3 separate regions of the Homo sapiens genome follow, and all the other regions are linked to region 1. Evidence: chromatin loops called from intact Hi-C (ENCODE). Cell type or tissue: heart left ventricle. All regions are shown on one strand.

Region 1 (8,000 bases):
TGTTCTCCATGGTGATCCATTCAGTGACTTCTCCAAACTATCTGGTAACAGGCAAGCATCTCGCCCAGGTTTAAATCGTGCTACATTTGTTGTTTATCAGGGATAATGGAAACCCCAGACAGGAAGGCATGGCTATCTCAGCTGCGTTTTCACCTTCCTAACAGCCCAGTGGCTCCTCCAGTAATTCTGTCCAGACCACCCACTCTGGGCACCAGTACTCAAGGGTGGAAACATCACCTTTCCTTTTCCTTTGGCTAAACAGGCTGAGAAGGAAGGGAGAGAACCAAGGTCGTAAGTCCTGTATGCTATGACAGCCAAACCCACAGCAGATTTTTAAGAGAGGATCAAAAAGTTGTGTTCTGCAAACTTGCCTCTCTAGGCTACACACACACACACACACACACACACACACACACATTTGTTTTGTCTTTCCTTTGCCCCCATAATGGTCTAATAACAATGATCAGTCCATATGTTTATGTAGCACTTTCAAGTTTTCAAAGAGCTTTCCCACACATTGAATCATTTGCTCAACTCTGAACGACAAGAGTTGCGTTTTCCCACACCTGCTGAGGTGAACAGGCCAGCAAGCCCCCAGAGCCAGAGGCAGAGACACAAAGCCTCAGAAGGCTGGTAGAGGGGATGTGATGTAGCAGCCAGGCTGGCTTCCTCCTGCAGGGACTTCCTGCCAGCAGGCTTATACTTGCATAAATCTGCATATGCCTTCTCAAACCTCAGGTCATTTTCAGGTCAGGAAGTTACCATTGCTTTGCTGAAATTCATCAAGGCTGTTTTGTCACCTCCTCTCCCTTCCTCCCTTGGCTCCCCTCTGCATCCAGACCCCAGAGAGTAAGGGGAAGGGGACCAGATGGCACAGAGCAGGCCCCATCCATTGCCCCAAGCTTCTGAGCTGGCAGAAAGCACTCGGCTTCCTGCGTGGGTCTGCTGTAAGAGGCAGAGGCTCTGGGGCTCTAGAAGCTAGAGCCGGCTTATCAGAGGGCCCCTTTTGTGTCCCCACCCCACCTGGCCTGGTTCACCTCTGCCTGGGGCCTTACCAGACGCCACTGACACAGCGGGTGGATAAGGCGCGAGGGGCGATGGTGGAGCCTTGCTGCATGAACCCCCCGACCGGAAACCAGAGGCTGTTGCCCAGGGAGTACTGGTTCACCAGGAGGTTGCACCGGCCCTGGGCACATGGGTGTGGGCTGTACCACTCGTAGGGCGTCAACCTGTGGGAGAAAAGGAACATACACTAGTGCCACAGAGGCGGGGTGTGAAGGGACACAGGCAGGCTCTCCTGGCTGGTCTCACCTCTGAGACCGGCCTGTGGCCTTGGGCAAGCCACTTCCCTTTGCTGGACTTGGAGTTTCGCAACCAAAAAAAAAATAAAATAAAATAAGTGGGTTGAACTGGGTTGATGGTTCTCAAACTTTTTTTTAATCAAAGAGACATTTTTACCCCCAATAAATTCTGATGTGGAACTCCAAAATACAGAATAGAGGATGGCCAGGTGCGGTGGCTCATGCCTGTAATCCCAGCACTTTGGGAGGCCGAGGCGGGTGGATTGCTTGAGTCCAGGGATTCGAGACCAGCCTGGGCAACACAGCGAAAACCCGTCTCTACTAAAAAATACAAAAAAATTAGCCAGGTATGGTGGTGTGTGCCTGTAATCCTAGCTACTCAAGAGGATGAGGTGGGAGAATCACTTGAGTCCGGGAGGTAAAGGCTGCAGTGAGCCAAGATCCCACCACTGTACTCCAGCCTGGACAAACAGAGTGAGACCCTGTCTCAAAAAAAAAAAAAAAGATTAAGTGGAGCCCCTGAGGCTAGGAGTGTCAAGAGGTGGACAGCCTGGGAAGCCGCTTGTTCTGTCACTGCCAGTGACAGGGTGATGAGAGAGATATTAGTGTCCCTTAGAACCACGGTTTGAAGACCCTCAGCCTAGAGCAGTGGCCCTCCAGCCTTAGCCTACCTCAGAACCACCAAGCCGGTGTGCTGACACAGATGGCTGGGCCCAGCCTCAATGCTTCTGCACTGGTAAGTCTGGGGTGAGGCCTAAGAATTCCCAAGTTTCCAGATGATGCTGGTGCCACCGGGCCAGTGTCCATACTGAGAGCCACTGGCCTCGATGGTGTCTAAAGCCAGGCTCTCCCTGTCTGTGTTTCAGACCTCCCCAGAGCCTTTCAAAAAAAAAAAAAGAATGCTGCTGCTTGAGTTCCACTCCCAAAGATTCTGGTTTCATTGGCTCAGGTGGGGCCTGGACATCAGTGTTTGTTTAAAGCTCCCCAGTGAGTGTAATGCACGCATGGGGCTGAGAAGGGCTGCTCTAAGCTCTGTGCCTTGGGGTGAGGTGGGGACACTCCCCTGCTTTCCCTCTCAGCCTCACCACTGGCGTCTCTCTGAATGGCCCCTCTGATGCCCAGAATGCCTGCTCTTCCCCTGCCCGCCAGGGAGATGCTTGCAGCCCCGGCCCATCTTGTACGCAAAGCCTTCCAGCTCTGACGAGAGAAACTGTATGCACAGGTGTGCACCCCCAGGAGGGCGGGGTGCTGTGTGCTCGGTGTTATCTTCACACTGCTCTTTCCCGTCCTGCACTCGGCCTGATGTGCACTTAGTGTTCCCACTGTCGCTGCCTCCCGTTTCCATCCGCGCCTCTCCTTCCTGAGTACAACACAAACGTCTCAGCATTGGTCCTTTGACCTGTGAGATGTGCTCTGTCCCTCTGTGTGGGTCCCGAGGAGCTGGCTGGCACTCTGGTGCCCCACTTTGTTGGCTCCCAAGCCTACGGACCATTGGTGGGATCTGCAGAACTTCAAAGATACAGATTCTCAGGCCCTTCCCCTAGAGATTCTGAGCTCATGGGACCTGGGAATTCAAATGTCTAAAAGCTCCCTACAGGACTCTGAAGATCAGCTCTCTTGGGAATGGCTACCTAAGAGCTGTTGTTTTCAGACATTTTTTTTTCCCTGTAAAATCTTACCCGAAGTACAATATATAAGAAATAAAAGTAGAGCTGGTCTGGATGAGGAGGAGTTGGGGACCCAGGGCTCTGGCTGCCCAGCCTCTTGTCATTCCACCCCCAAAGGCTCTGGTTGCTCCCAGGAGCCTTTGCAGTCCATAGAACCATGTTTGAAAATCACTACCTTAAGACAGAATACCCTAGACTCCAGTATTGTTTGTGTGTGTGTGTGTGTGTGTGTGTGTGTGTGTGTGTGTGTGTGTGTGTAGTGAGAGAGAGAGGCCGTATGGTTAGCCCTTTAGCACATTTTCTGTTAACCTTTCTGTGATGCTAGATGCTGGAGGGGGTGTGTTTGGATGTGGAGGGGAGGGAGGAGGGGCAGCGTAACACCCCAGGGCTGGTTGAAAGCTCTAGGCTGCTGTGGGTATGCTGAAGCAGGCTTGTATGTATCTGCTCTCCAAACCCCAAGACTTTTCAGGGCCCTTGAGGTGACCTGAGTGTTGTGGCATGCCACACGCAAGGGCTCACATCCAAGGGGCAAGTGTGAATTACAGAGCAGTGGCACCAGGCTCACGGAGACAGCCTCCTAACATGGCAGCAGTGTGGCAAAGTGGAGAGGGGAGGTGTCAGACAGCGTGCTAGCTCCCCATCTCGCAGGCCGTCACTGACAGCAGATACTCAACAGTGGCCATGCCTACAGGCCCGAGAGGGGTTGGTGGTGCCCAAGCAGCAAACTCTGCCACGTTTGAAAATGACCAGGTTGTCAGCAAGGCCTGTCTTTTTTTGGCTGCATCTTGTGGGCCCCAAAGACCTTCCTGATCTTGGGGACCTTGGTCTCCACTAGAAGAGGTATGTGCAGACAGGTTGATGCAACCCTTCTCTGGCAGTCTGGGAAGTGCCCTCAGGGGTTAGGTAGCCCGTGGTTCCCTAGGGCTTACCATGCGGCAGCTCCATCCCCAAGTGCCCCCATCAATCCAGTGAATGAACGTGCCCTAGGGGAAGACCCCACCCACCCCACAGAGATGGGATGTGCACTCTAACACTGTCTGCCCTCCCACTGTGGCCTAGAGGCAAAGGTAACAACTGAAGAGACACCTGCAAACCAGAGCCACGGACAGATTCCAGAAGCTCCTCCTGAGTAGTTCTCTGCTCCCACATAACAGCCCTTTGTGAGCCTCCACTGCAGTAAGTGGAGGGTTAGCAGCACTAGGGACCTGAGTGAGTGGCCTGGGAGCCACCAGGGCTCATCCCACTTCTGGAGGGTTAAGCTGGCTCTCCTGCAGCTCAGGCTGGCCCAACAGCCTTGGCCTGGAGCGAAACTACCTTTGCTGTGCACAGTCTTGGGAGGCCACAGCCTCAGGCTGCTCCTCAGGTTTTTCCAAAGGGCCAGGGCAGCCCCTGGTTTCCTGGGGATAGGGCAGGGCTTATTCTCCCCCCTCCCTGGTCTGGCCCGTGCGTCTCAACTCAGCACTTCTTGAAAACGCCTCTCTCCATCCCGTCTCCTTGCCACCCGCCAGCAGCCTCCATGGTTCCCATTCGACAAGGCAGCTGTGTTTTCAGAGGCAGGCCCAGGCTGTCTGCAGAGAAAGCCTTCTCCCTGGCCTGCTCCACTGCAGCCCCCAGTGCCCCCAGTCCAGATTTGCAGGCTCTGTTCCTTGTCATTCGGCACTTTGTGGCAGATCCTTTGTGGCAATGACTGATGCCAGGGCAGCCAAATGCACAGTGCTTAATGAGAGTCATCTTCCTGCCAACCCCACCCCTCCTCTCTTCCCAGGGCTCCTACACAAGCAAGGGGCTTAGGTGGGGGTCTGGGGAGAAGTGGGAGGGGACAGGAGGCAGAGGTGCAGAAGCCAAGCCACCTGTCTGCGTCGTGCACAGTGGGGAATGTTTGGATGGGCAGCATGAGGTCGACAGCTGGGCAGAGAGCATTTCAGGCCCCCAGTCCTTCTCCTGTCCTTCTAGTTTGGCACCAAGATCTTCCCAACTCCTCCTCCCCCTCTCCTCCTCCCCACCCCCTCCCCATGCAGTTCCCAGAGGTGGACACGAGGTGGCGGTGTAAGGACAGGGAAGGGAAGAGGAGAGTACCGAGCCACCAGGAAGAGGACACAGCTGACGGCCAGATAGGCTAGAAGCATGAAGAGCCAGACGCCCGGAGAAAATGGGTCCAGGAAGGAGAAATAGCCGGGTTTGCGTCCCTGGAAATGGAGAGAAAAACAAGATTCACCGCACATATTCAGTCAACATGACCTTGGGGCAGGCAGGGCGGGGTAGAGGAGGTAGTGAGTGTGGGTCTGGCCCCAGTTCCCATTTCTGTGGGTTCTGGGTGATTGGTTTAAATGACACTGGGAATGAGGGTGTTGCCGGGCTGCGCAAATGACACGACCCAGCCCTGACCTCAGCAGGTGACACAGAACAGCAGCAGGGGCCATGCCACTCCCTGGGGTGAGGCAGGCTTTGTGCTGGCAAAGAGGAACAACCCTCAGTGCCCCGAAGTACCACCCTGTGTCCTCCATCGGGGGTGGAGGATGGACTCAGGAAGCACCTTTGAGCTGCTGCTGTCTGCATTGCTGAATTCGACCACAGCATCCCTCTTAGACACTCACATCTTTTTCACCAGGATGCTAATACAACCGGAGTCTCTGGGTTTTGTTTGCAGGGTGATCTCACACAGTGAGACCTTCCCCCGTCAACCTCAAAACAGTCCTGGGAGGCACAAATTATTATTCTCATTTTACAAGTGAAGAAGCCAAAGCCGAGGGCAGTCAGAGATGTGCCCGAGGTTCCACAGTGCGTAAATGGAAGAGCCGGGACCCAAAAAAGCCCATGTTTCCTGACTCAAAGCCCAGGGCTCACTCCACTGCACCGTGGGAAAACACGTTGCAAGGCCAGGGATGAGTCTGGCCAGAGTCCTGTGAGCCAGACAATGGAGCCAGGAATGGAATCCTGGGCACCAAGCTCCCCGCCATTCTTCACGGGAAAACAAAATGGAATGAGAAGGATGGAGTTAAGTCATCTGCTCCAAGTCTTTAGCCGTGTGGTCTCAGGCAAGTTCCCACCCCTTTCTGGCCTCAGTTGGAGTGGGAATAGATCCGAGGTGACACACCAGTGGCTTATGGATGCATACGGCCCACAGAGTTGAATTGTTTATCCTGCAGCATCTACCTAGTTTGTATTAGTTGCCAGCGTTAAATAATTAGGTAACTTCACATACAAATCTAGATTTCTGGCTTTTTAAAAAATGGGGTGATCCAACACCACTGAGTCCAACTTCCCAACTGGCTGAAGCTGAGTGTGGGCTGCCCACTGGAGACAGGGCATATTCTCTGCAGCTCCATGCTGCTACCCTGTCTTGTCCCAGGCTGGTTTCTTTCATTTACTATAAAACCACTGGACTAGATGCACCCTAAGGACTATTGTAAATGGAAAACGCTATGATTCTATGATGCCAGAAATCCAGGAAGTCCATGGATAGGACTGAAAATCAGTACTAAGCTCAGGGTTCTATGAACAGGTAAGCGTTTAAGCTCAAAATTGTATCAGTCATGGCGCAACCTACTGTCACTATCAAGGCATGTCATTTTTACACTGGGTTTCCCAGAAACACAAAAGGGAACTCCCTTTGCCAATACCGAGCTAAACTCAACCAGCCTTCTGAGCTTTCATTATCCAGGGGAAGCTAGAAGAAGCTGAGAAACTCCAAGTAGCAATAGCTATTTCCACGGCTGCATCTGAGGCAGGTGGGAGGAGACAGTTCTGCACGCTCCTGTTGTATTTGCATAGCCCCCATCATGGGTGATTTTCCGCTCCTCTTCTGGATGCTTTTCCCTTCCTTCTTAGGGAGCCGGTGGGCCTGCGGTGCAGTTTTACTTTCCTCTTTGGAGGGTACACGGAGAGGATGGAAATACTCATCCTCTGCCAAAAAGGGCAGCTGTTCTTGGGCACTGTGGCCTTTCAGCAGCATGACAGTGACCTCTCACGTGATCTATCTGAAACTGTTTTTCTTTCACAGTATTGGCTCAGACCACGGAACTGCCCTTTGATACCAATTGCAAGTTCTCTGACCCACTGTGGATCCATGCTCAGTCTGCATACAACACTCAGGTATTACTGGAAAAATGAAAAATCTGGGGGACAAAACCCAGTAACTTAGGGAAGGGAACAGGAGAAGAATGAGGAAATCATTTGAGCTTGGCTCATCCCGTCATTACATAAATCCTCTAACAGAAGGCAAAGGACTCCAGAGCAGCAGAATCCAAGTCCCCAGTTAATCATTCCTGTGTCCATCATGGCTTGACTGTGTTTCCTTCATCATCCTAAGAGCCAGAGGCAGACACAGGAAGACACAGAGAGGGTAGCATCCATATACAGAGTCCAGAAGCAGTAAAGGAGCCGATCATGCCTATACTCCTACTGCAATAGAAATCACTAGTGTGGTCCACTCCTGGGGTCTTTTTTGACCCCCAAGTTTCTCTGAGTAAATGTGCATGAATTCCACATGCCCTGTCACTTATGACTATTTCAATCTGTCTCTCAACTGAAAAATCTATTACTGTTGCTTTCTGAATCTGAAAACCCATTAGATGCTCAATGTCAGAAATCTATACCTGATTATATCACAAGTGAAATTGAGGAAAATGACAGCACTATTTAAAGCTGCCATATTTGGTTATGGGTGATAAGGAATGATGCACAGCTGTGGGAAAAATTCCTAGAGACCAAAGTTATAAAACAGAGAACATCACACGAACAAAAACCATGACATAAACAAAGCTCCCCCAGAAACATATCAGTCACGTTGGCAAGGCAACATCTGATTCTACTTGTGATTGACTGACGCCAACCAGAAGAGCAAGGAATGGGCAGTCATTTGAGATTTGGGTCTGGGCTTATACAGCCTTGGCTTAGGCTAAATCCATGCTGTCTCTATGATGCCAAAGAGAAGTATGTGTCTTGCAAGATTCTGAATGCCTACCATTTTTTTCTATGTGGATGGTTTAGATCACTTTCTTCCCAAAAGACATGTGAGTTACTGGCGCTTGGG
Region 2 (8,000 bases), 160 kb before region 1:
GGAGGGGAATGGTTTAAAGGGATGTGATAATTTTAAAAACACTATTATTTCTTTGGTAGACATGCAGTCTTTAAAATCATTTCTGTAAATAAATGACCTCCCCACCAAAAAACTTTGAAATTTTCTGGTTGCTAACATCAACCTTTAATTGAAATAGAAACACGTCTGGGCTGGGGACTGTGATCTAGTCCTTGCTGGGGGATTGGGGTCAAGAGAACTGGGCAGCAGTCACAAATCTGCAATCCATTTCCAAGACTACTCATTCAACTTCCACCTGTCTGTTTTCCTAACCTGTAAAATGTGGATACTGCTGTTTCTCATCCCTGTCTCACAGAGAACAGCGATGTTATAAAAAAGTTGACACAGGTTGATAGAAGTAGAAGCACTTGTAAAATGAGAATGTCTGAAAAGGCAAGTATCAAAGACACAGCATTAAGAAATGTAAATAACATCTCAAGTTTTTATAAAACTGACTATCGAGTGAATAGCACAAGGCTGCAAGGTTAACCCAAGTTGAGGGTGCGGGTGTATCAGTAACAGTCTTGACTCTATCTGCCCAACAGGAACAATGATGTTTCAACAGGCAATTCCATTTTATACCTGTTGAGAATAGGGTTGAAAAATGAGAGAATAGATTTAGTCACATTCCCAATAAGTCATGTGCATCAGCCCTGAAAACAGGTCCTAATCCTCAGCACTCCTTGGCACTAGTTCAGGGCTGTATGTATTGTGACAGCCTCCACTCAGCATCATTTCCAGGCCCTGCTTTTTCAGGCTTTCAATAAGTGAGAGGAAAATGCCTTTGAATAGAGGAGGTTTGGACCAAAAGGTAGACTCTTTGAGATAATTTTGTTTGTGGAATGATGATATAATAAACCAGCTCTACAGAACACTTCCCCTGCTATACCCCAGGCCAAATCCCAGTCTCATTAGATTGATATATGTCCGGAGGCACATAAAAATGCATAGCAGTCTATATAAGGATATTGAAATCATCCCGTATATGAAACCCAAACCTATAACTCAGGAGGAAAAGAATGAAGTCAAAGTGGAGACTGTGTACACAGCTGGCATCTGACCAACTCCGCAGCTCTGCAAGCCAGTGTTTTCCGTTATCACAGCATTTCATTCCCAGGACCCAGGTGAGAGGCTGTCACTGGGCACTCATGTTGTATGGCCATAGCCAGTCATCTCTGTGATGCCTGGACAAAGGGAAGAGGTATTTGGGTAAGAGTCTGCAACTTCTGAGGCCCCTGGTCCAGGCTATACAGGGGAGGGAGATAATGTAGTATTGAGTTGGTATCTCTCACAGACCTTAAGTGATGCCGTATTTACACTCTGTAGGGGAGGAGGGTACAATCTCAAATCCTAATGAGCTCTGGAACTAGATTATTTCCTATCCAGTTAATACCAGCTTAGCTGCAAAACATTTATTTGTTATTTTGAACATGGGGGACTTTACAGAGTCCACAGAGGCAAGGGTCCAGGCAGGCCATCTTCACACATGACCTACCTTAGAGCGAAGGCACTAATCACAGCACAGGGAAAGGGGCAGAGGGCACAGGTGTGTCAGACCATGTGAATGTGGCTTTTCTGTATATTAAACACATTGAGCCCAGGTGCAGTGGCTCACACCTTTAATCCCAGTGCTTTGGAAGGCTGAGATGGGAGGATGGCTTGAGACCAGGAGTTTGAGACCAGCCTGGGCAACATACTGAGACCCTATCTCTACAAAAAATAAAAATTAGCTGACATGGTTGTGGTTCTTGTAGTCCCAGCTACTCAGGAGACTGAGGTGAGAGGATTACTTGAGCCCAGGAGTTTGGAGTTCAAAGTTACAGTGAGCTATGACCACGACACTGTTCTCTAGCCAGTCTGGGTGACAGAGAGAGACCCTGTCTCCTAAACAAAAAACAACAACAACAACAACAAATTGAATCTGAGCCAAGAAAGAACCCCGAGGCCTCCCAGGGCTGCCAAGACAAGCAGTCCAAGCTTCTATCTGAGGGGATAAAGGCACCTCCTCATTCCTATCCAAAACTTCCTTAGAGGTCTGGAAACACTTTTCCCATGGTCTTCCTCTGTGTTTCCACAGTACCCTACACAAGTGTCTACCATAATATGTCTTATGCTGTGTCATCATTGTTCCCATGGCTCTGTCTCCTCTACCATAGTAATGTCATGGTAGCTAGAGCAGCTTTATCTCCAGCACCTCACAGAGTGGCTGGCATTTCAATGGGGCTCTTAAAATGCTTTTCAGAAAGATGCAATGGCTTGCTAAATGGCTGGATGACTTGATGGATGGGTTGGTGGATGGGTGAGTAGGTGGATGGATGGGTGGGTGAATGGGTGGATGGATAAATGGATGGATGGGTGAATGGGTGGGTGGGTAGGTGGATGGATGGGTGGGTGAATGGGTGGATGGATAAATGGATGGATGGGTAGGTGGATGAGTGGGTGAATGGGTGGATGGATAAATGGATGGGTGGGTGAATGGGTGGGTGGGTAGGTGGATGGATAGGTTGGTGAATGGGTGGACGGATGAATGGATGGATGGGTAGGTGGATGAGTGGGTGAATGGGTGGATGGATAAATGGATGGGTGGGTGAATGGGTGGGTGGGTAGGTGGATGGATAGGTTGGTGAATGGGTGGACGGATGAATGGATGGATGGGTAGGTGGATGAGTGGGTGAATGGGTAGATGGATAAATAGATGGGTGGGTGAATGGGTGGGTGGGTAGGTGGATGGATGGGTGGGTGGATGGGTGGGTGGGTAGGTGGATGGGTGAGTGAATGGGTGGGTGGGTAGGTGGATGGATGGGTGGGTGAATGGGTGGATGGATAAATGGATGGGTGGGTGAATGGGTGGGTGGCTAGGTGGATGGATGGGTGGGTGGATGGGTGGGTGGGTAGGTGGATGGATGGGTGGGTGGATGGGTGGGTGGGTAGGTGGATGGATGGGTGGGTGGATGGGTGGGTGGGTGGGTGGGTAGCTGGATAGATGGGTGGGTGGATGGACTAATGAACAGAGGCATTATTTCCTTCTTCTAATTTCTGTAGCTTCTACTCCTGGAAGTAGAAATATTATCAGAAATTCTGTTTTCTAAATATTTTTGGACACAAAAAAGCAGGAATTCATAAACCAGGATGTTTCTCTGAAAGTCCATGGTGAGTTTGCACATCTAAAGGGGTTCGATAGTTCAGAAAAGGCTCCAAACTTTGGGTGCCCAATGTGAAGGACATCCACCCAGGTTCAACTACAGCTTACTCACAGATACCCAAAGTCAGCTTTGATTCTCCTCAAATTCCTGCACGTTTTGCTGATGCTGGGAAGATTTTAGGAGAACTTTTGTTTCTTTTTTTTCTAATCATACTAGGAAGTACTGATTTACCCTCATAGGAACTTGGCAATACTCCAACTGCACCCATTCCTGTAGATCTACAAAGTGCAGAAGACAGAGCGAGAATAAGGATGAGAAGAAAAACATAAAGGGCGGGGGGAGGAAATGGCAACAACAACAACAAAAATAATGTTAAACAGGAGGGCTGCCTTCTGTCCCTCTGGCTCAGAAATCACTCAAGATCTTGGTCCATTTCGGAGTTGTTCAGAACGGATAACTGTGTGCACACTCCAGAAAAGGACTTCCAAAGCCACAAGGTAGTGAATGCAGTGTTTTAGCTTCTGATGTGATGAATGCACATGCTAAAATTACCTTGATCTCCATTACCCAGCGGAGAGATGTCAAAAGAGTAAGGCATCAGGAATGAGTCCGCCCCCGTGGCTTAAAAGCTTGCCTGTCAATCTACACTAAACAAACCCTGCCTTGCCACAGACAGAGGAAAAGCTTTACCCCTTGAGGTGCAGCCATTGGCTGGGTCAATTTCCTTTCCATCAACTTTAAATGCCCAGCGGCCTGGAACATTGACGTTTGTGGTCTCCTGGATATTCACGATCTCGGGGGTTCTTGACCCCGGGAGGCTGAAGAAATTGGTGAGGTTTCCACCATTAAATCCTGCCTGCAGCACAAAAGGAAGACAAGATTTTTGAGTACAAAAATTCCCCATGGGTTAACTGGCCCAACTACCTTATTTTTAAAATCCAGCACCTCTAAAATCAAGAGCCGTCTTTTCCTGGAGTCACTGGGGCCAGCATTCTAGGTGAGAAAGGACTGCCTAGTTCATTTCATAGCCGAGTCAGGGTGCCAAACATGGGCAGGACTAGCCTCGTAGTCCACCTGCGAGATCAGACCTGCGTCTCTAGTTAAAAGCTGGTGGCAGGATTCCCTCCAGGATGCTGAGCCACAGAAGCAGAGAGTGCAGCGACGGAAACACGCGGGGGATGAAGTGGAGAGCCACCTACCTGTGCCATCACTCCACCAAGACCTGTCAGGGGGTCGCCGCCACTCGCCGTCCCCGTGGTCCAGTTGATTTCGTAATAATTGAAGAGGGTGAATGTATAGGAGCCATCGGACACTAGGACGGCCTGGAAGGTGTTCACCTACAGGATGGGAATGCGCAGTCTCATGACTTGCACTCCCCAGGAGGTCCTGGCCCCAAGGAGGTCCTCCCTTCACCCTGCGCCCTCCCCACCCACAGGCAGCTCAGAGCTGCTCTGCAGCCAGGCCCTCCAGCTCTGACTCCTCTCTGAATTTGTTCTCGCCTCCGTTGGGAAAAGCAAGACATGTGGGACTGTGCTTCTAAAAGAGAAATTGCCTGAGATAAACCCAGAGTCTGACTCAGCGCCCACTTATATCTCTGACTTCTACCAGACAGAAAATTCAGAGGCCCGGCTAAGCGTGTGATAATATGAAAGCACCTATAGATGGCAGCATGAGAATAAACTACAGGAAAGACTCGGCCGGGGACCAGGATGCAACCACCGGTTCCCCTTGCAGAGCGGGTTGGAAGAGGGAGCAGATACCAGTCCGTGTGATTAAAGTGGCCATGCGGATTGCGCTCTCTCTCTTCCCGGAAAACAACATTAATCTTGATGAGATGTCTCCCCTTTTAAAAATGGAAGTGGGAAAGTGATTTTTAAAAAGCACTTTCTGGGGAGAAGTTACTCCTCTAATTGAGCATTTGTGCATCACTTTATTTCTGAAAATCGTTAACATTCATCTGTACCCCAGACCAACGCTAAGACGGGTGATCGTATTGGCCCACGCCTATCTTATAGTTAAGAAAACTAGGGACTGCGGGAAATGAGTTACTAGAAATTTCACAGTGACCCAGCAACAGAAAACGAGATTTGCGCCAGAGTTCCCAGTCCATCTCTCAGAGCACTGCCATTCCATGCTGTCTTCATTTTAAACTTTTTAGGATAGAGATGTTGCTTAAATTCATATGAAACTTGTAAATGGTTTTCAGAAATAAGCTGTAGCAAACCCTGTCCTTTATATTTTCCTCTTGCTAATCCTCACCCCTTGTCACATGTTTTCAAAAAATTTAATAGAAATAGAGTTAAAAGGAGAGGCTGCATTGACCTTTTTCTATTCAAACCTAGCACTTTTCCCAGCTGCCTGACACTCTGTCTGATGCAGAGGAAGACACAAATCCTTATCCTGTGTAATCAAACTGGGGTAGAGGATCTTGGAAGCCCCAAATCTCCCCATTCTAGATGATCCCAGAAAGGGAGGCAAGCTATGAGTAAGAACAGCCCTTTTTGTAAAGAACTTTTCTTCCCATGCTCTGTGCTGGCCACGGCTGATGGCGTTTGTGATAGACTTGCTCAGGTAAACGCCTTCAGTCTCTGGCCCCATTCAACAGAAGAGGACAGTGGGACACAGAGATGAGTGAGCAGTAGGCTCAAGATTGCTGTAAGGTCACCAGCAGGCTCTTGTTCAAGGGACAGGGGCAAAGTCAAAGTCACACAAGGACTAAAGCTAGAGCCTCCTTCAGACCAAGATTCTCCTTCAGAAGGGAATTCCTTCTCCCACAGTGAAGCTGGAAATATCTTTGGTCCAAGCAGATCTCAAGAGCAATCCATTTCCAACCCCTGAAGTCACCTCTAAACCAACCAGCCATACCAGTGACACCCCAGAGGCTGACTGCCACCCGCACGCACCTCAGCTCACTCTTACACATTCTCACACTACAGAATTCTTCAACGTTCATTCCAAGACTCTTCTGGATAAAAAAATCTTTTTTGCTTCTGAGGACTTCAGCAATACCCGCAGGAGGCAGCTGAAGAAAGAAGAGTCTGGGATTTGGAGTTGGAAGACTTTGGTTTGAACCCTGCTCTGTCTCCTAGGAGATTTGAATCCTATTCTTTTTCTTGCCACTTGAACGAGATACTTGGCCTCTCCCGGCCTGTTCCCTTCCCTTGAAATTGGAGACAGTACTTGTCCGGGAACATTTTGGGGAGGGTTAAATGATATGCAAAAATAGCCTTCAGCACCAGACACATAGTAAACCCTCAGTAAATATTAGTTTTCCTTCCTTGAAGTAAACATGTCCCTTTTCCTTCCCTTCTGTTGGCGTCGCATGAGAATTTTTGCCTTTGAAAGACCTCTCAAGCCCAGTGTTTAGCTGGCCTGATCATATGTGTTTCTATACAGAAGGGGAAACATGGAATAACGGGATGAAAGAGGTGGGGCCAATTTCAAAGATGGGGATGGATGGACACTTTTGCAGCTCCAGAGAACTACATCATCTTTTTTTACTCCAAGGAGCTCAAAGCACTTAGATGTTACTTCATTCATCCTCACAGAAAGAGTTCTCACCTAGTTCAGAAATATACTCCAAAGTATAAGCCAGAAAGTATCTAAATTATCTTGCCATTTTTATTGCCAATGGAAGTTTTTTTGAAAAACTGGTGGTCAGCATTTGATAGGCATTTCTTCCCCCAACCCCATGACACTAAAATTTATCAATTGCTGGCATCCCACATTCTAACGCTGTAAGATATGAGGCTTAAAGGACATAAAACATCACCCGAGGAGTCGTTAGCGATCTATAACGTGACAGAGGGAAATGTGTGCTTCTTTAGAGGTTATTTCTAGCCAATGCATCGCTGTTTAAACTTGTGTCTTTCTGTTCTACAGAACCTCTTAGCGATAAAGTGCTTCTTGATGCTCTGGCTAGGAGGTGCTAAAACATAATGTGTTCGTGGTGTCGCAGCTGTGAACTGCAAGCCCAGCACTTTTTCACCTCTCTCTAACTCAGTCGTTTTTGTTCCACCCCTCCACAATTGACTCGTTGCCAAGGAAATTGGAAAACAGATGGAATTGGAAATAATCCTAAGTAAGTGGAGGGCAGATTTTTTGAGTGTCTTTGCTTACTAGAAATTATACAGTTGAAGATGTGTCTACTACTTCAAAACTCTCCACTGGCAAAGTCACCCAAACAAGCTGCAGGCTTTTGTGAAAACTGCATTCTGTCCCTTTATGTAGAAAGTTGATTATCTCTGCAATAATGGCAGTGATAATCTTTCTTATCTGACTTTTATTTGACTGCTTATTTGGGATTTCAGAGCAGATGTTGAAACTTTATTCATGAAATGCTTTCACTGCCCACTCTAATTAACATCAAATATGAATAATTTCAGCCCTGGTAACAATAAAAAAGATGTCACAACATAATAAAATGAGCCAGATCATTTGGGCCCAAACTTGGAACGCTATTTTTCTCTTCCAACCAAATTTTACTGGGGAGAGAGGGAGGAAATCAGGGATGGAGAGAGGCACTTGTACCTCGGGCAAGAGAAAAGGACCTTTGGGTCCCTAGATGGGTCCCTAAGCATGTGGCCTGGAATGGGTCTCAGTGCCTCAAGCACTCTCCTGCAAAACAGCAATGTCACTTACAGCAGGAAAGTTTTTGAGGGTTTTTTTTTAGGCATTAGTGATGATTTGTGATAGGGGTGACATATCTTCTGAAATATTACAGCTGACTGGGCTGGTTAACTGTGATAGTTCCCTCTGTTTCCTGCAAAGTGGGTAGCAAAACTCATTAGTTTAACTCAAGGGAACTGACACTCCTTAGCTCTAATAATTAGACTCCTT
Region 3 (8,000 bases), 240 kb before region 1:
CCGAAGAAGTTCTCAGAATCTGAAAGCCTAATAAATGGAGATGAATGGATTTTGAATAACAAAACTCTAGTGCCATCTAACTTTGGGAAAATAAAATAGAACCTTTGCTAAATATTGATGTGTTTTGGAGAATAAAATTTTAGAGCTAAATACTAAAAATTTTAAGATTCATCAACTTTTACCCTGAAGCTTTAAGTTACACACACACGCATACACACAAAAATGCAAAAATAAAATGGAACCTTAATGTCCTTAATAACTGGGACTTTATAGCTAAAGGAATGGCCAAGGAACTTGTTTCGCAGCATCCTCGGGGGAAATTACTGGTGTTTCTTAGTATCCTATTGATGTGGTTTGGGTCTGTGTCCCCGCCCAAATCTCATGTGGAATTGTAATCCCCAGTGTTGGAGGAGGGACCTGGTGGGAGGGGATTGGATCATAGGGGCAGATTTCCCCCTTGCTGTTCTCATGATAGTAAGTTCTCATGAGATCTAGTTGTTTAAAAGTGAGTAGCACCTCCCGCTCTCTCTCTTCCTCTTGCTCTGGCCATGTGAAGAAATGCCTGCTTTGCCTTCTGCCACAATTGTAAGTTTCCTGCGGCCTCCCAACCATACTTCCTGTACAGCCTGCTAAACTGTGAGCCAATTAGACACCTTCTCTTTATAAATTACCCAGTCTCAGGTAGTTCTTTACAGCAGTGCAAGAACGAGCTAATACATCTATGGATTTGCTCTAATATTTATTTACTCATTTTTCAAGGTAATCAGTTTAGCTTTTTTTCCATTTATGAAATCATGTGTTTATTTAAAGGCAGTGGCATCAAAGCCCTTGGTTGCTTGCTTTACATTGGTTTAGTGTCTACAAGGAATTACTTTGTTAAATTCAAACTTTTTTCCTCAGGGCAATCCTGTGTTTATATTTTATTTCTTAGTTCTTGATTCCAGTAGATTTTTACTCACTGAATTAAATCTGAGAGATTCATTGTTTTCTTTCTGATAGTATTTTCCAAATATCTCAGAATTAAGATCATTTTCTCTATCTTTGATAAAAATCTGCTTAGGGGTTTTAGTAAAGTGAATTTCCTTTTTTTTTTTTTTTTTTTACATTTTTGGAAGGAGACTGACTGTACCTTCAAGGGCATCTGGCCCACCTGGCTAACTCAGGGTTCCATGAGAAGTTGAGGCCAATGCAGGGGCCACCCACAGCCCTGGCCCTCTGCACTCCTTCCATCATCCTCAGCTGCACTTTGCAACATATAGGAACAAAATATCCTTGTGCTACCTTCACAAAACTAAAAGGTTCTGCCACTCTCATTTTTCCAACCCATGTACATTTACATTCTTCTGGTGAGAAGGAAAAACTCGGCCAGGTGCTGTGGCTCACGCCTGTAATCCTAGCACCTTGGGAGGCCGAGGCGGGTGGATCACGAGGTCAGGAGATCGAGACCATCTTGGCTAACATGGTGAAACCCCGTCTCTACTAAAAATACAAAAAAATTAGCCGGGCGTGGTGGTGGGCGCCTGTAGTCCCAGTTACTCGGGAGGCTGAGGCGGGAGAATGGCATGAACCCGGGAGGCAGAGCTTGCAGTGAGCCGAGATCGCGCCACCACACTCCAGCCTGGGCGACAGAGCGAGACTCCGTCTTAAAAAAAAAAAAAAAAAAAAAAAAAATCAACTTACAATAGGGTTGGGATAAGTAATGTGGGAATTGTTTTACAAATAAAACAATAAGAGCAGACTTTGCCAGTGATCAGTGACTCAAGTGCATGTTTTAGCGGTGGCATTGAAAGAACCCACTTCTAACAGCAGACCCAAAGATGAGGAGTTTTGTTGTTGTTTATGTTGCTGTTTCTATAACATGAGAGCACCTCAGAATGATACTTTCTGGTAGAAGACTTAGAAATACAACCATACATTTTACAAATTTTATTGTAAAATTTATCAAATCACCACACATTAAAGTTCTACAGTTGTATCTTCCTAACAAAGTATGCAAAACCCTAAGGCAGAGGACAGAGAAATAGTTGTTGCCGTGAGGTCTCTTGGTTTGCAAGAGTTAGGGGTGCCTCTTTGGGGATCTACCTGGAAAGTTGACTTTTGCCGAATTTGTGTTTCTGGAGTATAATGCCTAGAAATACAACAAAGTCCTTGTGGGTTGTGACTGTCTGAAACTATTCTTCAAAATAAGAAGCATTTAACTTTGTATGATGGAGACATGTTTTCCTGTGATTTAGGCAGCCTGTGTTTTCAGGGAAATTTGTCTAAACAAGATACAAATGTCAACTTAGTTTTGGGGTTCTACTTAAAATTAACTAATGAAAGTAATTTTGTATCAACATGACCAGGTTGAGAATACAAATAGAACAGGCTAACAACAGGAGACATGAATAAAATCCATAGTGGCCAAGTATCTCTAGACTCACTACATTCCTGCTAATCTTAAATTAATATTCAGAATACTTCCACTCTTCTTCTCTCTTGGAGATTCAAAGTAAGCATTTCAAATATGGGGCTTTTTTAGGGGGAAAAAATTGGGTTATGTGCTATCCACAGCCCTTTTTCTCATTTTATGCTTTGAATATTCTGATATGACACCTAGATGCTTCTGCATTATATGTTAAGTCATTTTCCCCTTGTCGAATTAGTTTGCCAAATTGCTTTCTGATCGTGACTTTTCAGGAGAGCAGACTCCGTCCCCTGCACGGCTGCAGATATTCCTTAACAGCATTTTGCAGTCATCAACGTAGAGACTCATGGAAAGTGTGAATAAATACACACTTGTAACTTCTTGATTTGAATGACCCACCTAGTTATATAAACCACATTTAAGGACCAGGATGGCCTGTTAAATTAAGAATGTTTTTGGCAGATAAAAGGGAAATACTAGGAACCTTGTTTTTTCTGCCTTTGGTTAACATATAATTAACTCAGTAACAAATTTCTATGTGCCTACAGTCTTGAAATTTAAATAATTCCACTAATACTAGGTTGATCCAACGCAAAGGTTTTCAAGCCTTAAAGTAATTAAATGTTATCTTTTTCAGTAAAATAATGTATTTTTGCCCAATTAAAATAGGGCAATATCGGTGGATTTTTGTACCCTAAAGTATTCCACAAAGGAATTCAAAAGTTAGGGGGAGAAAATAAAGAATTCTAAGTTTGTTTGTTCTTAAAAGGCTCAAAAGGTCACTATCATTCTAATATGTCTCATTAGAAGTTAAAAATTATTAAATAAACCTACACATAAAAGCATACATATATGAGTAGGTTTATGTTCTTCTTTAGTTAGTACTTTTGGATATATATAACTTCAACTTAGTACTTTTCCTCTAATTTCTCTGTCAGAATGCAGCATGATCTAGGACTGAACAATATTAAATACAGTGGCAAAGCATTTGTTATGAAAGATGCTACATTTGTGTAAGGGATTGTTATTTCGTCCAATAGGAGACTATCTTAATTTCAAAATTATTTCACCATCAGTATCTTATGCTACTGAACAAAACAACAGCTAACCTAGAGGCTAGATGCAAACAGAAACACACAACGAAATGTACAGTGAACATTCTTCCTCCATTTGTTTCCTTAGCAAATAGAATTTGATTGCTGAGTTCTTCATGGAATGATGAGTCTTTTGTATTTTATTTCTATCTATAGACACAGAGATCTGTCCCTCTGCCATGGAGATGTTGTCTTATATGAGAGTCGTATTTCAGCAAACATAATTAAACCATCACAAACAGAGCCTTCCATTAGTCAGAACAGAGTTATTGCCGTTGTGCTGTAGGTGCATGTGAAAGTATTTCACATTCTGCTGGGGGGAAAAGACCACTAAATATTGCATGGGTTTTTCTTGATCAGATTGTTTATTTCTCAACATCTTAAAGAGGTACTTAATTTTTCTTGACAGCTATTTTTGTCAACACATTAGAGAAACGGATATTAAGGGCAAAATTTGCATGGGATGCCAAGTGCTGGTATTTCCTGGAGTAATGCGTACGGTATGCATAAAAATAAATCCCATACTGTTCTCCAGAAAACGTCCTTGGCATTTGATGTGTTTTCTAAAGCTATATTCTCATAATGTCCTGCGTCTAAGGTTTCAGGGTGGTAGTGGGGCGGGGGACCGGAATCATAATTCGATTGGTGTGGTTCAATACACATTTGAGCTTCATGCAAAAATAAACAGCAGACACTAGAGGGCGCTGTTTCATTTCCTTTTTCACTGGACTGTGCTGCAGATGTCAGCGTATGGGGCACTGCAAAATATCATCATGGTCTTCTAAACAGGCCCAAATTGCAATGAAGTACAAGCTGTAGAGATCCCCTGAGTTTTAGGAGAAAGGCTGGGAAGTTCAAAACAGGGTGGATGGTAAATTAATTCAGAATTAGTAAAGAAGTAATTTTTTATTACCCTAGCCCTTCATGATTGTCTTTTGATAATTACTTAATTCCTCTGGTTGAAAGAAATTTTATTAGATTTCAAGCTCCCACTAAATGTCAAATGGTTCTAAAAATAGCTAGAATATTAGACAATGTTAAACAATTAGCGCTCTCAAGTTTTGTCGTTAGAATTTTGAGTAGAATACATACCTACTACTGGTTGAGAAACTAATTACAGAATTCCCAGTGGTCACAAATGTCAGACCCCAAGATGTTTCTTTTGATATCAAACAAATACCAAGTCAATAAGATTCCCAATTAACTTCGTTTTCAACCTTTGCTAAGCATGCACTTTCTCACCCCTTCACCCCGCAAGTAAATCTTTTAGAGCAGCAGGAAAAGGCAATGCTCTGAAGTTATCTTAACATATACTATCATATGGCTTCTCTTTGTAAAAAGAGAAGGGATTGGGTTCGAGGGGGTAGGAGAGTGGGTGGGGTTCCCCAGTTCAAGTGTCTAGTGCCACTTTGTGACATAAGAACATATGAAAAGAAGCTTCATGTTCTTATGTTACCTAGAGGAAAATTAAGGTATTGAGGCATGTAATAATTTGTGTTTCAAGTAGAGAATTAGTGGAAGAGTCAGGATCATCTCTCAGTTCTTCTGCCTTCCAGGAAGTCAACTAAAGGGCCCGTTTGTTTTCAGTTCTGTAGAAGTATTTCTCTTTAATCCAGATAGAAGTGACGGACTCAAAGGCAATGTGAGCACCATCACCACTGATTTCCAGTTCTTCTGCCTTCCAGGCACACGGGATGTTTGTGCTTCCTCATCTCTAAAAGTCAGTTACAGCCATCTGGCTGTCATTGACCAATGAAGTGGGAACAGAAGCGATATGTGTCACTTCAGGCAGAAGCACGGAAGAGCTACGGTGGGATTCTCCAGGCTGTCTTCCCTTGCAAAGGTGAATCTTGAAGCCACACATTGAGCTGACAACATTGAAGGATAATAAAGCCTCCAGCAACTTCCATTCCAGGATGACAATGAAAGCAGGGGCGACTTGTGTGAGTAAGAAAGAAACCTTTGTTAAGTCACTGAGATTGTGGGGGTGTTCTCCTTTTTTGAGACAAAAATCTCATTCTGTTGTCCAGGCTGGATTGCAGTGCCATGATCATGGCTCACTGCAGCCTCAACCGCCCAGGCTCAAGCGATCCTCCCAACTGAGCCTCCCAAGTAGCTGAGACTACAGGCATGCGCCACCACCCCTGGCTAATTTTTGTATTTTTTTTGTGGAGATGGGCTCTCACTATGTTGCTCAGGCTAGTCTCAATATCCTGGGCTCAGGTGATCTGTCTGCCTGGGTCTCCCAAAGTGCCGGAATTATAGGTATAAGCCACCACACCTGGCCTGGGGTTTTCTGTTGTGGCATTACAACCAGGTTTATCTTGATGGTAGACATGTGAAGGATGCCAACCAAGTGAGAAAACCAAAAGCCAAGAATGAAAGTGTGGCAAAAAGGATTTCAAGTAAAAAGCTTTAAGAAAAAAAACTAGAATTTTTAATCGAGGAATTTCTAATGACTTTAATATGGGAATCAATAAAGAGGTGTTGTCAAGTAAGTAATACACCATTTCCTCCTTGTATGTTTTCAGTTAAAATTCATCTAAAAAGGCAGGTGTGTTGGCTCACGCCCATAATCCCAGCACTTTAGGAGGCCAAGGTGAGTGGGTTGCCTGAGCCCGGGAGTTCGAGACCAGCCTGGGCAACATGGTAAAACCTCATCTCTACTAAAAATATAAAAAATTAGCTGGGCATGGTGGTGCATGCCTGTAGTCCCAGCTACTAAGAAGGTTGAAGTAGTAGGATCACTTGAGCACAGAAAGTCGAGGCTGCAATGAGCCAAGATCATGCTAATAGACTCCAGCCTTGGCAACAGGAGTGAGACCCTGTCTCAGGGGAAAAAAAAAAATCATCTAAGGATCTCAGGTAAAACCATAAATGACACATTATTATATTTAGCTCATAATCTGTTTGATTTCAAAAGCCTAAACCTTTAATGGCATGAATGGAAATGGTGCATAAGCTCATCTGAATCCTCTGATCTTGAAGTATGGGATAGTATGGAATCCAGGTTTTCATGCAAACAAAGAACACACACTTAGAGCAGGCGCAGTGGCTCATGCCTGTAATCCCAGCACTTTGGGAGGCCGAGGCAGGCAGATTGCGAAGTCAGGAGATTGAGACCATCCTGGCTAACATGGTGAAACCCCGTCTCTACTAAAAAAATACAAAACATTAGCGGGGCATGGTGGCGGGTGCCTGTAGTCCCAGCTATTCTGGGAGGCTGAGGCAGGAGAATGGCGTGAATCTGGGAGGCAGAGCTTGCAGTGAGCCAAGATCGTGCCACTGCACTCCAGCCTGGGCGATAGAGCCAGACTCCGTCTCAAAAAAAAAAAGATCACACACCTAACATCCATTTCTATCTTGCTGAGGACGAAGTACTGTGTCTCAGCTAGAATAGACAATGGCTTGACTCCTTAATCCATCTCAGTGCTCAGCATTTCCCCAAAAGATCTTAAGATGTCCAAGCAGAAGCAGACACATATTTTTCTCCATCAATACCAGTTGTCCGCTCAGCTGCACAGCATGTGTGACTGCTGAGATAAGCTCGAATGTGTTGACTCTCCCAGGGGGCTGGGAGAACAAAACAGCTCAGTGCACACTCAGTCTACACCGCACTTCTTCAGCCCAGTGACAGTGTGATGCCAGTGCTTTGACATATGAGACAATGGCCATTTCACTCACACTCATGTTCAAAGAACACTAAGCATTTTTGCTCAGCTTTTCAGCGTTCCCAGAAAAATATAAAAATGCTATCCGTTTAAATCCAAGACAACTTCAAAATAAACCTGAAGTGGGTTTTACTTTGTTTTTGCCCTTAGAAAGCAAAGCACTCCAGGGATATATTTAGCAGGCCTTCCATTTTGTAGTTAATTATAGCAGATACGTGTTTTTGTACCACTTACAAAAGAGGATGCTGCCTGCTTCTCTTCTACACCGAACCTTAATGCTCTGCTAATGCTCTGTAAGTACACATGAACAACAATATAATGGTGCATTAATGTTCTGGCCAACAGTGCCTTCCTGGTCCAATTGCTGCTACTTCTTTAAAAAAAAAATTCATGGCATGCTATTTAGTGTACAAAGCTTAACATCAATAAGAATGATTCCAGCCACCAAGTAATGAGAATACTTGAACACAAAGTTTATTTAAGGATAAAACACATTAAAAAGTATTTGGTTGATTTGTAAAAAGAGAAGGGATTGGGTTCGAGGGGGTAGGAGAGTGGGTGGGGTTCCCCAGGTCAACAATATCCCCAGTGGCCAAAGCTGCCATGGCAAGGTTGAAGGACACAGTGGGTGGAGAAGCGCCTCATAGACAGAACACGTGCATAACGTAGATCGGACACTTCCAAACACCAGCAAGATTCCTTAGAGGGAGTCAAACCTTCCAGTCATCACTTCAAAATCGTTCCAACAGGCCCTCTCTCTGTAAAAAACTGTGATCCAGAAATAGCACTGGCTTGACAGATTTCTCTGGTCAGATTTCCAGTCAGATT

The links. Hi-C counts contacts between places; a loop is a spot of excess contacts. Peaks named below come from ENCODE experiments on the same cell type or tissue, not always from the same donor. Only the 100,000 strongest peaks of a DNase experiment are listed, where the experiment ranks them.
Region 2: it touches region 1 in a loop (2.1-fold over the local background); 25 of 110 quality-filtered maps call a loop at or near these places.
Region 3: a loop joins it to region 1, with 2.3 times the contacts of the local background. A loop is called at or near these places in 8 of 110 quality-filtered maps.

The regions. Positions count from the first base shown.
Region 1 is chr11:120,950,009-120,958,008 of GRCh38, reverse strand. It overlaps GRIK4 (glutamate ionotropic receptor kainate type subunit 4), which reads right to left. Exons shown (of 21, transcript NM_014619.5): 15 at 5,045-5,154; 16 at 1,056-1,229. LOC101929208 (a long non-coding RNA gene) reads left to right here. Exons shown (of 3, transcript NR_133004.1): 1 at 1-51; 2 at 6,969-7,060. Among named protein-coding and RNA genes, the nearest start is that of TBCEL, 70 kb to the left of the region's middle. RefSeq lists an enhancer at 2,009-2,509. In heart left ventricle, CTCF peaks have their summits at 4,791 and 4,992 (motif pointing right); a DNase peak (open chromatin) is centred at 5,028; H3K4me3 peaks cover 362 bases; H3K27ac peaks cover 240 bases; H3K27me3 peaks cover 440 bases.
Region 2 is chr11:121,109,570-121,117,569 of GRCh38, reverse strand. It overlaps TBCEL-TECTA (TBCEL-TECTA readthrough), which reads right to left. Exons shown (of 30, transcript NM_001378761.1): 11 at 4,361-4,498; 12 at 3,852-4,017. It overlaps TECTA (tectorin alpha), which reads right to left. Exons shown (of 24, transcript NM_005422.4): 5 at 4,361-4,498; 6 at 3,852-4,017. Among named protein-coding and RNA genes, the nearest start is that of TECTA, 12 kb to the right of the region's middle. In heart left ventricle, a CTCF peak has its summit at 4,814 (motif pointing right); a DNase peak (open chromatin) is centred at 4,859.
Region 3 is chr11:121,191,115-121,199,114 of GRCh38, reverse strand. It overlaps TBCEL-TECTA (TBCEL-TECTA readthrough), which reads right to left. Exons shown (of 30, transcript NM_001378761.1): 30 at 7,625-8,000. TECTA (tectorin alpha) reads right to left here. Exons shown (of 24, transcript NM_005422.4): 24 at 7,625-8,000. Among named protein-coding and RNA genes, the nearest start is that of TECTA, 94 kb to the right of the region's middle. In heart left ventricle, a CTCF peak has its summit at 4,187 (motif pointing right); no DNase peak of the experiment used is centred here.